2 separate regions of the Homo sapiens genome follow, and region 2 is linked to region 1. The links are chromatin contacts, found by Hi-C in ENCODE. All regions are on one chromosome and are shown on one strand. Each heading gives the region's core, a stretch centred on a gene start or an enhancer-like site at or near the end of the contact. The rest is flanking DNA. Distances are from core to core; before and after follow the strand shown. Region 1 holds the start of PEBP1 (phosphatidylethanolamine binding protein 1). Region 2 holds the start of HSPB8 (heat shock protein family B (small) member 8).

Region 1 (6,677 bases), core at 1,930-4,429:
TCTCACTCTGTCACCCAGGCTGGAATGCAGTGGCACGATCTCGGCTCACTGCAAGCTCCTCCTCCTGGGCTCAAGCAATTCTCTGCCTCAGGCTCCCAAGTAGCTGGGATTACAGGCGCCTGCCATCATGCCTGGCTAATTTTCGTATTTTTAGTAGAGACGGGGTTTCACCATGTTGGCCAGACTGGTCTTGAACTCCTGACCTCGTGATCCCCCCGACTCGGCCTCCCAAAGTGCTGGAATTACAGGCATGAGCCACCGCGCCCGGCCCAGTCCTCACTTTCTTAGAGGCCAGCACGAACCTCATGTGTTTGCAGAAGAGCAGACCCAGCCCCTCCCACCCTCTGACATTTTCTAGAGCAAAGGTCAGCAAACTTTCCACTAAAAGGCCAGAGAATAAATTTGTTAAGCTTTGGGGGCCACAGTCTCTGTTGCAACTATTCAACTTGGCCTTGGCAGCATGAAAGCAGCCACAGATGACACATAGCTTTGCTCCAATAAAACGTTAACTGATGGACACTGACAGGTAAATTTTGTGTAATTTCCACATCATAAAGTACTATTCTTCTTTCAATTTTTCACCAATCATTTAAAAATGTGAAAACCAGGCCGGGCATAGTGGCTCACACCTGTAATCCCAGCACTTTGGGAGACTGAGGCGGGCAGATCACCTGAGGTCAGGAGTTCGAGAGCAGCCTGGACAAGGTGAAACCCCGTCTCTACTAAAAATACAAAAATTAGCCAGGCATGGTGGTGGGCGCTTGTAATTCCAGCTACTCGGTTAGCTGAGGCATGAGAATCACTTGAACCTGGGAGGTGGAGGTTGCAGTGAGCCAAGATCATGCCACTGCACTCCAGCCTGGGTGACTGAGACTCTGTCTCAAAAAAATAAAAAATAAATAACTAAATAAAAATGTAAAAACCATTCTTAGCTCATGGGGCTGTATAAAAACAGGCCACAGGTGGATATGGCTCTCGGCTGTGAGTTACAGACACCTGCTGTAGGGGGGCAAAAGGGCAGGAAAGGCACTCTCTGGCTTAAGCATGGGTGGGGGCATCCCAAACCAGGTCTACTTCTCTGTGTCCAGCAAGGGACTTACACCCGATAACTCATCTCTGCATGACCTGCTCTTCTCGTCTTTCTCACCTCTCACCTGTATTTGGGATCCTTCCTGCTGGGAGCATCCGGGTCTGTCAGGACCAAGGTGTAGAGCTTCCCTGAATCAAGACCATCCCACGAAATGCTGGTGGGTCTATTCTTAACCTGTATGAAGGAACCAGTTTGCAGTAAAAAAGTCAGAAATGCTGAAGAAACTGGCTGGGTGTGGTGGCTCACGCCTGTAATCCCAGCACTTTGGGAGGCCTAGGAGAGAGGATCACTTGAGGTCAGGGGTTTGAGACCAGCCTGGCCAACACGGTGAAACCTGCCTCTACTAAAACTACAAAAATTAGCTGGGCATGGTGGCGGGAATCTGTAATCCCAGCTACTCGGGAGGCTGAGGTGGGAGGATCACTTGAGCTGGGGAGGCAGAGGCTGCAGGCGGCCAAGATCACCCCACTGCACTCCAGCCTGGGCGACAGAGTGAGACTCTGTCTCAAAAACAAGAAATGCTGAAGAAACCAATACTCTTTCTTTGATCTCAGACTCTCCAAAGACAAAACAGAATAGATTTTTAATAAAATCAATGACCCTGTATTGACTGTAAGAGCCAGGAGCTGGAGTTTTATATACGTTATGTATTTTATTTGAGACCAGGTCTCCTTCTGTCACTCAGGCCGGAGTGTAGTGACGCTATCAAGGCTCACTGTAGCCTCAACCTCCAGCGCTCAATCGATCGATCCTCCCACCTCAGCCTCCTGAGCAGCTGGGAACTACATGCTCACACCATCACACCTGGCCAATTTTTTTTTGTAGAGTTGGGGTCTTGCTATGTTGCCCAGGCTGTATATTATTTCAGTCCCAACAACACCATGGGGCTAGTATCCCAGCACACTATTAAGAGAAACAGATAAGGCTGGGATTCCAACCCTGGCACTGAGTCCCCTCTCAACGACACCCTTACATTGTCTGTCCGGAATCACAGCGTTTCTGGATTTGGTGATCAGGAGGTTACCTGGAGCCTGCTGAAGTGAAATCTGCATTAACTGTACGTTTCAAAGTGCAAAGAAAAGGAGAAAGCCAAGGTGATGAGAGGCGGGCAGGGAGCAGGAAAAGGGAGGCTGTGTTAGATGGGCACTACATATTTAAACATCCAAAAAAATTAAATTCTGTGAACATCCAAAACAATGTAAGGTCGGGGCAGTTTATTTTACGCTGTTGCCCGGAGCTTCATAACCAACTAGCAGTGGCGTCTGCAAATCTAGTTTCTTCACTTTCGGCAGCCCCAGCCGTGGGCGTGGGAGGTCAAAGACCAAAACTAAACCGTTGCCCTCCAGCGTACCGGCTGGACGCTCTCGACCCATTTAACAAAGGAGAAATCGGCCGGCGCGCTCATCGCCAGTTACATAATGCGTCACAGGCTCTCGGGTGAGGCTTCAGCCCTCCAAAACCAGGCCTAAAATGCTGAGGCCCTAGGGGAAGCTCTGGGGGCGTCCGGGCAGCCACAGCCTACTCTGTCCCGGCGACGTCCCTCTCCAGCGCCCTGGCCTGTGGGGGGAGAGGGGGATCCGGCCTGTTTCCGAACCTAGGTCCCTCTTGGGTCTGAAGCCCGGGAAAAGTGAATGAATTTCTGCCGCAGGCCGAACCTGCCTGGCCACGCCACAGGCCGGGTTCCCGGTGCTCGGGGTGGCCCCCAGGCATGGGACATGGACCCCGGGACCTCTGGCCTGGGGGGGCCTCGACACACGCAGGCTGAACCTCCCCACCGCCCCTGGCCCTGTCTCCGCTGGGTCCCACCCAGGAGGCCGGCACAGGCCTCCGCGCCGTGCCGCTCGCTGCACGCCCGCCGCCCGGTGTACCTGGGTGGGCGTCAGCACTTTGCCCAGCTCGTCCACCGCCGCCCCGGCGTAGGTGACATGCAGCGGGTGCTGCGGCTGCTCGTCCACTTCTTGCAGGCTCAAGGGCCCGGACCACTTGCTGAGGTCCACCGGCATGGCGAGGCCAAGCAGAGCGTGCAGCCGGGAGTGCCGCGGTAGGCCAGGCGCGGGCGACAGAGGCGACGCGGAGAGCTCAGCACACTGGCTCGGGAAGACGCAGACCCAGCGACCACGCGAGAGCACGCGCCTCAGCCGCCGCCCAGCCCCGCGCACCGCCCCACGTCACGCCCACCGCTCCCTGGCCTCTGATTGGCCGAAGCTGGCAGAGCAGGGCCTCTCGCGCTCCTGGGTCCATGCAACCTGCTCCCTGTGGCTGCCGAGTTCTCGGGAACAGCGGCTCGGCCTGCAAGGCTGTTGTTTCAAGAAATGAAAATGAAGGGCGCCCTGGAATAGGTTCGCCGAAGAGAGAGGTTCGTGTCTCAGAAAGTGTCGCTGGGAAAAAAAAATGCAATTGAATTCGCCTTGGTTGCGTTTTGGTTTTCTTAATTTTTTGCATGATTCTTTGCTCCACTTTCCAAATTCAGCAACATGGCCTGTCGCGGTGGCTCATGCCTGTATTCCCAGCACTTTGGGAGGCCAAAGCAGGAAGATCGCTTGAGCCCAGGAGTTTGAGACCATCCTGGACAAGGTAGCAAGACCCCGTCTTTACAGAAAACTTAAAAAAAAAGAAAAAAAGAAAAAAGCCAGACACAGTGGTGCATGCTTGTAGTCCTAGCTACTCCGGAGGCTGGGGCGGGAGGATCACTTTTTTTTTTTTTTTTTTTTGAGACGGAGTCTCTCTGTGTTGACCAGGCTGGAGTGCAGTGGCGTGATCTCGGCTCACTGCAAGCTGCGCCTCCCGGGTTCACGCCATTCTCCTGCTTCAGCCTCCCGAGTAGCTGTGACTACAGGCGCCCGCCACCACGCCCGGCTAATTTTTTGTATTTTTAGTAGAGACGGGATTTCACCGTGTTAGCCACGATGATCTTGATCTCCTGACCTCGGCCTCTCAAAGTGCTGGGATTACAGGCGTGAACCACCACGCCCGGCCGATCACTTCTTGAATCTAGGAGTTTGAGGCCGCGGTGAGCTACGATCTTGCCACTGCACTCCTGTCTGCGCTTCAGAGCCAGATCCCATCTTCTCATACACACACACACACACACACACACACACACACACACACACAGCAAATTCAGAAACAGTAAGGCCTTGCTTTTCTCCTGCACTTTAAAACGAGCCAGATTCTCTGTATTTTCGCACGTGATCACTTGTCATAGTAATTGCCTGGTGAGAGCACCTGAGTGAACTTTTGAGCATTTAAATATATGGGGAAATGTATTTGTCCGTTTTCTCCACACACAAAATTCGTCCTCACAAAATTCCTGAGAAATGTTTGGGTTTTGGTTTTTTATGTTTGTTTTTTGAAAAACAATTTTAAACCATATTTATTCATACCAAAACTGCTCTTACTGTGACCACAAGCTGCTTGCTTTTTGCTGAATATGATAAGCACTATTTTTTTTTTTTTTTTTTGAGACGGAGTCTTGCTCTGTCGCCCAGGCTGGAGTGCAGTGGCGTGATCTCAGCTCACTGCAACCTCTGCCTCCCGGGTTCAAGCAATTCTCCTGTCTCAGCCTCCCGAGTAGCTGGGATTACAGGCAGGCGGCACCGCGCCCAGCTAATTTTTGTATTTTTAGTAGAGACAGAGTTTCACCATGTTGGCCAGGCTGGTCTCGAACTCCTGACCTCATGATTCGCCTGCCTCAGCCTCCCAAACTGCTGGGATTACAGGCAATAAGCCACCGCGCCCAGCCAATAAGCACTATTTAACAGTTCTTATCTGTTTTGACTCTTGACATTGATAATTCCTCCCATGGAATAAAAAGTTGTCTCTTGATTTACATTCTTACTAGGAAATAATACGAGTTCATTGTAGAAAATCAAAGAAAAAAACCCAAAGAAGTAGAAATCCCCTTCTATCCCACTACTTTGTTATAAACGTCAGTAATCATTTAGGGTATATCTTTCCTATTTAAAAATAATATGAGTATAGATGATTTTGTTGTTTATTCACCAAAAGATTGCATTATATCCTACCATTATAAAATAGTCATATCAAAAATAGGTCGTCAGGCCAGGTGCGGTTGCTGAGGCCTCTAATCCTAGCACTTTGGGAGGCTGAGGCAGGAGGATCACTTGAGTCCAGGAGTTTGAGACCAGCCGGGACAACATGGTGAAACCCCATCTCTACAACAAAATACAAAAATTAGCCCGGTATGGAGGGATGTGCCGGTAGTCACAGCTACTACCAAGGCTGAGGCAGGAGGATCACTTGAGCCTGGGAGTTTGAGGCTGCAGTGAGCCGTGATTGTGCCACTGCACTCCAGCCTGGGCGACAGAGTGAGACCCTATCTCTACAAAAATAAAGCAAAATAAAAAAAGTCTTCAACATTTTAATGACTTCTCTAGATGCACCATCATTTATTCAACAAGCCTCTTGATGTACTCTGTTTTGTTCATTGTTTTCCTTTTACAAATATCACTGAAATGAACTTCCTTATACATATATCTTTAAAAACTTGAAAGACTGTTTTTGGAAAATTTTATTACATGGGAACTTTTATTAATTAGGTCAAAAAATACACACTTTATTTTTTGTTTGTTTTGAGACAGTCTTGCTCTGTCGCCGAGGCTGGGATGCAGTGGCACAACATGGTGAAACCTGTCTCTACTAAAAATATAAAAATTAGCCAGGCGTGGCCGGGCGCGGTGGCTCATGCCTGTAATCCCAGCACTTTGGGAGGCCGAGGCGGGCGGATCACGAGGTCAGGAGATCGAGACCATCCTGGCTAACACGGTGAAAACCCGTCTCCACTAAAAACATACAAAAAAATTAGCTGGGCGTGGTGGCGGGCACCTGTGGTCCCAGCTGCTACTCAGGAGGCTGAGGCAGAAGAATGGCATGAACCTGGGAGGCCGAGCTTGCAGTGAGCCGAGATCGCGCCACTGCACTCCAAGCCTGGGTGACAGACCGAGACTCCGTCTCAAAAATAAAATTAAAATAAAATAAAATAAAATAAAATAAAATAATAAAATAAAATAGCCAGGCGTGATGGCACACACCTGTAATCCCAGCTACTAGGAAGGCTGAGGCAGGAGAATTGCTTGAACCTGGGAGGCGGAGGTTGTAGTGAGCCCGAGATTGTGCCACTGCACTCCAGCCTGGACGACAGAGTGAGATTCCATCTCAAAAAAAAAGAAAAAAGAAAGAAATATTTACAATATATTCTCTGAAGCCTGCTACTTGGAGGCTTTTTTTTGGGGGGGATACTCCACAACCCCTTATCATAACCCAGACATTCCTTTCTATTGATAGTAACTCTTTTAACCAATTGTGAATCAGAAAATTTTAAAATCTACCTATAACCTGAAAGCCCTCCCACTTCAAGTTATCCTACCTTTCTAAACCAAGGTTTTGTTTTTTTGTTTTGTTTTGTTTTGTTTTGTTTTGTTTTGTGTTTGAGACAGGGTCTCGCTCTGTCACCCAGGCTGGAGTGCAGTGGTGCAATCACGGCTCACTGCAGCCTCAACTTCCCGGCTCCAGCGGTCCTCCCACCTCCCGCAGGTGTGTGCCACCATGCCTGGCTACGTTTTGTATT
Region 2 (6,677 bases), core at 1,402-3,901, 1.0 Mb before region 1:
GGAAAATAAATCTTGGGGCCCCCAAATCACTAAGCTAAAGGGAAAAGTCAAGCTGGGAACTGTTTAGGGCCAACCTACCCCCCATTCTATTCAAAGGCAGCCCTCTGCTCACTGACATAGATGCATTATCTGTTTGTCTCCTTTGGAAAGGCTAATCAGAAACTCAAAAGAATGCGACCATTTGTCTCTCACCTACCTGTGACCTGGAAAACCCCTCCCTGCTTCAAGTTGTCCTGCATTTCTAGATCGAACCAATGTACTTCTTACATATATTGATTGATGTCTCATGTCTCTCTAAAATGTATAAAATTAAGCTGTGCCCAGACCACCTTGGGCATGTGACAGGAGGACTTCCTGAGGCTGTGTCATGGGAGTGTCCTCAACCTCGGCAAAATAAACTTCCTAAATGAACTGAGATCTGTCTCAGATTTTCTGGGTTCACAGGTATGTACACATTTTACAGCATCACCTCACTTAAAACAACAATCCTTATGGTATAACCATTTGAACCCTAATTTCCAGATGAGGAAACAAAACAGAAGCACAAAGTGAAGTAATTTGCACATCCTGCTGGTTAAAGTTGGAGCCAGTTTCGGAACTCATGCCCTGCTCCCCAGCCAACTCAGAAATCTGGCTGACCCTGTCATCAGCACGTGGCCCCAGCGTGTCTCCCAGCCCACCACACCCGCTGGAGCCTCTGATGTTTATAATTCTACCAGGACTGGCTTGAAACTCCCCCTGAATGCTGCTGGGGCTTGTTCCTGCCCAGCCTGTGTTTGCAATGGCTTTGACTGATTTTCTGGAAGGCAAGCCTCTGCCGGGAACACATTCTTTTTAATGGAGTGTTAATCAGGAGGGAAGGAAAAGAAAGATTTTTCTACTGCCCAGCTTCACAGGGGCTGAGCTTCCTGTCTTCTCTCATTTTTCCCCCTAGTATGTTTATTTCTCCCAGGGTGGGATGCGGCAGTGAGAGCCCTGGGCCTAAAGCTGTGCATAGGCCCAGTCCCTACTCCACTCCTATTGCTGACTCATGGCATGACTGTGAACGAGTCCCACCTAGGCCTCAGCCTCCTCAGCTGCAAGATGGGCCTACCCTGCTACCCTGGAGTGGACTGAGGATGATTTTGGAGAAGTATAAGAATGTCAGCCCACCCTTGGCACCTAGTAGGTGCTCAGTAAATCATCACTTCTTCTTTCTGGCCTCCTAATTCCCAGACAACCTGGGTCTGACTCCTTGGTGGCCTTGAACAAGTTACTTTAATCTCTCCGTGCCTCAGTTTCCTCATCTGAAAAAAGAAGATAAACAGTACCCACCTCCTCTGGTTGTGGTATTAGCTGAGATATTATAGGCAACAGCAGTTAGCAAAGTGCTGAGCGAATAGTTAGCACTCAGAGTTACCAGTTAGTGTTACTACAATTACTGGTAAGCCTCAGTTTCCCTGTCTGGGACAAGGAGAGGTGTTTCACCGGAAACCAGTTGCGGTTATTAACACTATCATTGTTCAGCCTTAACGTGCACTTCTAGACTCTGTTATGATGCTGGAGTGCACAAAATCCCGTTTCTTCTTTGTTTTTTAATTCTTTGATATCTGCTTAACCTATTCTTTATATTAAATGCCCTCTGTCAAAATATCCAACATGGTTTCTATTTTCCTGTCTGTACCATGATTGATGAGCACCCAGAGGCCCCAATAGCTGAGTCAGGCAGGTTAAGATCTCTGCTGGGAGCCGGGAGAGAAGTTTTCCGTAAAGATAACTTTGCAGGCTGCATTCCTGAGCCCTGAGGTCACCTGTGTCACACTGTCCCAACGTCAGCTCCCAGGAAACTTTCTCTGGCTATTCCCAGGGCTGAGGGCTACATCCCGGCCTCCCCATTCTCTCTCCCTCCTGCCCCTGACTTACCAGACACCTCCACGTATCCATCTTTGGTCTTCACCATCAACTCCTCTGGCTTGAAGCTGTGCACATTCACACACACTTTCCAGGGCTCCCCAGGGAAGGGTGGGGGGGTCCTGCCCTCGGCAGGCACCCCAAACCTGGCGGTGGCAGTGGGGCCCCGGGGCACCATGCCCGACCTTAGGGTGCCTGGCCAGGCGGAGGAGAGACGAGGCAGAGCCCAGTCGGGCCAAGAGGCTGTCAAGTCGTCTGGGAAGGGGTCCATGCCAAAGCCATCATCCAGCAGGCGAGAGGAGAGGGGAGAGTCCCGGAAGGGGTCTCGGCGCAGGCGGCTTGGGTAGTGGCAGGAGAAGGGCATCTGACCGTCAGCCATGGTGGCTGCTCAGCTCAGAGAGAAACAGAGGCTCAGAGAGACAGAACCACCTGCCCAAGGTCACACAACAAGGTGGTGTGGCTGGGCTAGCTTATTCTTCAGCTTCCGAAAATGCTGCTTTTCTGCAGGGAGAAGCAGAACCAACCACTGCCAGGGACGGTTGTGTCCCCTCGACTGGGGTCCCAGCCCCCAAAGGTAACCCCCGGGGCAGATCCAGCAGAATCCCAGAGGGTCCCCGTCCGCACTGCCTCACGACAGACCGGCAAGCCACCGTCCTCCCAGGCTTCCCAGGCTGCCCAGGCTGGCAGCCAGAACCGCTGAGGTCTAGAGCGGAGCCAGGAGCTTAATAAACCCAGGGCACGCGCGCCTAGAAACTTCTTCTGGCTCCTTCTGGGCTGCAAGCCTTCTATTTATTTGCTGCTGGAGGCTGGAGGCGGGTTTTGCAAGCGTCTCCTGTCACAGGAATATTCGGAGGTGATGAACCAGCCCCGGAGAATCCGCGGAGGGAACAGCTGGGCTGTGGGGGGAGCTGGGAGGGGCCGCGTCCAAGTTCAGCCGGCCTCTCCGGACACTCTCTCCTCCCCTGGCCACTCCGCTCAGCTCCGCCCTCCTCTTGCTCCAGGAGCTGGAGCCGCCCTCCCCGAGCGGGGCACTAAGGCCTGGCTATTAATAACCCCGAGCCTGGCTGAGGGCTCAGGTCACCCTCTGGAAATACCTTCCCTAGAGCGTGTCGTATCCTGCCTTTCCCCTGGGGACCTGCAGAAAGGGAAGAGAGAGACAGGAGCCCAGTGGATTTGAAGGATGGCCCTGGGTTGCAATCCCCACTTACAAGATGGCCAAGCTCCTAGAGCCTCAATGCCCTCTGGGGAGATTGGTAAAGGAAAAAAAAAATTTTTTTAATGTGTATATATATATTCATATGACGCTTGTTAAAGTATGACAAGCAAGACTTTACTGGGCAGGGAAACTTTCTCCATAGATGTAGGGACCCCTGCAATGGGATTTTGCAGTGAGGGAGAAAGATTAGACTTGATTCCCAGTAGGTCATGGGTAAGTGTGAATTTGTAGCCAAGAAGCAGGTGGGGGGTCAGCGAATGGAAATTTACTAGGAGGGAAGTCCAGGAGTCAGAGGGATTCGGGCTCAGCTAACCTAAGAGGATTCTTGCTGAAGACAGGCCAGGGTGCTCAGACATCACCTGGGGGACCGCGGAGGATGAGGAAACTAATCAGATATCGAGGGTGATCAGAAATCGAAGATGGGTGGTTGCTACTAAACAGACTTAGCAGAGTTCATGCCAAAACTGAATTTTTCTTTCTTTCTTTTCTTTTTTTTTTTTGAGACAGAGTCTCACTCTGTCCCCCAGGCTAGAGCGCAGTTGCGCCATCTCCGCTCACTGCAACCTCCGCCTTCCAGGTTCAAGCGATTCTTCTGCCTCAGACTCCCGAGTAGCTGGGATTATAGGCACCCGCCATCGTGCCCGGCTAATTTTTGTATTTTTTAGTAGAGTTGGATTTCACCATCTTGGCCAGGCTGGTCTTGAACTCCTGACCTCATGATCCACCTGCCTCCACCTCCCAAAGTGCTGGGATTACAGACGTGAGCCACCTCGCCTGGCCCAAAACTGAATTTTTATAAGGAACCTCACTGATGGGCTTAGGAGAAGATTCAGAAATCCGATTAATGTTTGGTCAATCAAAGCATCTTTATAGGCAGTAACATTATTCCCAGGCACCTCCAGGTTGTTAGTTTTCCTCCTTATAAACGGACATAACAGTAGCCAACTCACAGATGTACCATGAAGAATACATGAGGTAATTCTCTTTCTCCTTGTATTTTCAATTTTGAGTTATCAATTACATAATGTTTGCTATATGCCAGGCCCTGCTCTATGGGCTTTATAAATATGAATTCATTTAACCCTCACCAGCAATCCTGTGAGGTAAGAGTACCAGTATTATCCCATTTTACAGATGAGAAAACTACCATAGAAGTGTTCATGAATAGTAGCTTCTATTATTATTATGACTGTTAATACTGATAATTATTGAAAGATGTTACACTCAGGCAGGAGGTCTGGTCTGAAACTCAAAGCCCCAAATCTAGACTTTCCTGCTCTTCCCATGCAGCTGGAAGAATGAATTTACAAATCCTCCTTTGGCTTGGAGGCCTCTTCGGCTTGGGTTCTAATCTTTGATCTGTCCGCAACAGGCAGAAAATTTTAGGCATGTCGTTTTCCCTGTGTGGGCTTTCGGGTCTCAGCCCTGCCTTCTTCACGAGATGAGGGTAAACTGAGGATATTAAGGAATTCAGTGAGTCATAGGTTGAGAAATTGTTTTGATATTAAACAGTGAGTGCATGAGGCAGTTTGCTAAAAATAATAATACGGAGAAAAACAATCACTGTCGCCCATTGCCTCCTGTGCGTCTGCTTTTAGAGTTAGTACATTTCAGACATTACTGAGTTAAATCCTGACTCGATAGTTAAACGTCACTATTATCATCACCCCCATTTTGCAGGTGAAAAAACAGAGGCACAGAGGTTTGACCCTTGCACACAGATATGGAGTGGCAGAGCCTGGGTGGGAACCTGGGTTGTTCTGAATCCCGGATCTGTGCTTAACCGACAGACAGAGACCCCTGCCCTCCTCCCCAGCTGAGAAAGAATGGTGGGGACCCCACGGCATGACATGTCCCGAGTGACTGGGCCCCCACTGGATGTAGGGTGAGCTCATCAGGCTGGAAGCTTCGGGCTGACGTCATGGCTGGGCACAGAAGCTTCAGCTCTCTCTGTAATTACAGCTGGGCGGGGCTGGCTGAGTTGGAAACCAGTTGTGGGGAGAATCACTGCAAGCCGCATGACGCACCGGAGAAACCTGGCCCTGCCTGGGACCTGGGCAGGGGCTGGGGTGAGGTTTCTGAGTGGGTGGGACAGAGTGGAATGAGTTTGTGTGCGGATTTGAGTGGGTGCAGGAGTGAGTCTGTGTTTATGCGCCGATAGGTCTGTGTTTGTTTATCGCCGAGTCTGCTGGTGGGTATGTTCAGGAAGAAACTCCCCTCCTTTTCCCTTCCCAGGCCATCCCCAAACCTCCAGAGGACCCCTCTGCCTCAAATGAGGCTCAGTTGGGACCAGGGGACCTGGAAGGAGGGGAAGCCTGGCGAAGGAGCAGGGAACCGAGCTGTGATGACCTAATCCACCTTCTCATTTCAAGGATGAGGGGGACGAAAGGGAGGATGCAAAGGTAGAAAATAGAAATAACAATCACTGGCATTTACGGGGCACTTGCCCCGTGCCAGCTTCTGTTCTGAGCACTTTAAATGTATGTTCCTAAACTCTTTTACTTCTCCCCACAATCCTATTAGGAAGGATGTTTTTAATTTATTTATTTATTTTGAGATGGAGTTTCACTCTTGTTGCCCAGGCTGGAGTGCAACGGCATAATCTTGGCTCACTGCAACCTCTGCTTCCCGGGTTCAAGTGATTCTCATGCCTCAGCCTCCAGAGCAGCTGGGATTGCAGGCACCTGCCACCACCCCTGGCTAATTTTTGTATTTTTAGTAGAGACAGGTTTTCACCATGTTTGTCAGGCTGGTCTCGAACTCCTGACCTCAGGAGATCCACCCACCTCGTCCTCCCAAAGTGCTGGGATTACAGGCATGAGCCACCATGCCCGTCAGGAAGGATGTTTTATTAAACTCATTTTAGAGATGAGGAAACTGAGGCACAGAGAGATTACCTGACATGCCTATGTCAGTGGCAGAGCTGGGATTTGAACCCCGGGCAGTTTGGTTCTTGTCTCATCTGCTACACTGCCTCTGAAGTCAAAGTCATGGCTCACATTTATTGAACACTAACCATGTACCCGGCCCTGTGGTCAACAGTTTTATCCATGACCTCATGGAATCCTTGTGGTTCAGAGAGGTCAAGCCACCTGCCCTGGACCACACAGCTGACCAAGGATTGGAATCCAAGCCAGGGCGCACTTGGCAGTGCACGGTAATAACCACTATGGGACAATATTGGCCCAGCCTTGCCCAGCGAGCCTTCCACACTGCCTGGTGTCCTGTTCCCCCTTGGGCTCTCATTGCATTTCTGGATCTGGTCAGCCCTTCATTTCAGGAAGCTGAGGAGGGAGGCAGCTGCTCCTGCTAACTCGGCCACCTGGTGAGGAGTTAGCTAACACATGAGGAAAGTGGTCACTAAACCCCATGGGCTGTCACCAATCAGGTGAAAATATGACGCCAGGCTCAGGGGAGGCCCGGGAGAAGAAGGGGCCTCCAAGCTGGTTCCGCCAGGGAAGAAGAGACCTTAGAGGGGACTGTGGTACAGGGGAAGGATGTTAGATCCTGGGAACCAGAGCCACGTTTCTCTTGGCTGCCATCCTCATAGAGCTTTCGTACGGGGCGTACC

What was found. Hi-C counts contacts between places; a loop is a spot of excess contacts on that map. Pooled maps may share reads with other maps.
Region 2: a loop to region 1 is called in a map of ascending aorta, with 3 times the contacts of the local background. The contact joins the promoter of HSPB8 here to the promoter of PEBP1 in region 1. A Hi-C loop is called at or near these places in 2 of 168 maps with a recorded cell type or tissue (ascending aorta and gastrocnemius medialis) and 5 of 50 pooled maps.

What each region holds. Positions count from the first base shown.
Region 1 is chr12:118,132,626-118,139,302 of GRCh38, reverse strand. It overlaps PEBP1 (phosphatidylethanolamine binding protein 1), which reads right to left and starts at 3,179. Exons shown (of 4, transcript NM_002567.4): 1 at 2,959-3,179; 2 at 1,155-1,264. The coding sequence starts at 3,093. It overlaps LOC101928274 (a long non-coding RNA gene), which reads left to right and starts at 3,311. Exons shown (of 4, transcript XR_945409.4): 1 at 3,311-3,446. RefSeq lists a silencer at 2,802-2,891 and an enhancer at 2,884-3,384.
Region 2 is chr12:119,174,905-119,181,581 of GRCh38, reverse strand. It overlaps HSPB8 (heat shock protein family B (small) member 8), which reads right to left and starts at 2,651. Exons shown (of 3, transcript NM_014365.3): 1 at 1,903-2,651. The coding sequence starts at 2,269. It overlaps HSPB8-AS1 (HSPB8 antisense RNA 1), which reads left to right. Exons shown (of 3, transcript XR_007063482.1): 3 at 1-415. LOC105370024 (a long non-coding RNA gene) reads left to right here and starts at 5,098. Exons shown (of 2, transcript NR_134996.1): 1 at 5,098-5,175. RefSeq lists enhancers at 2,299-3,048, 4,228-5,427.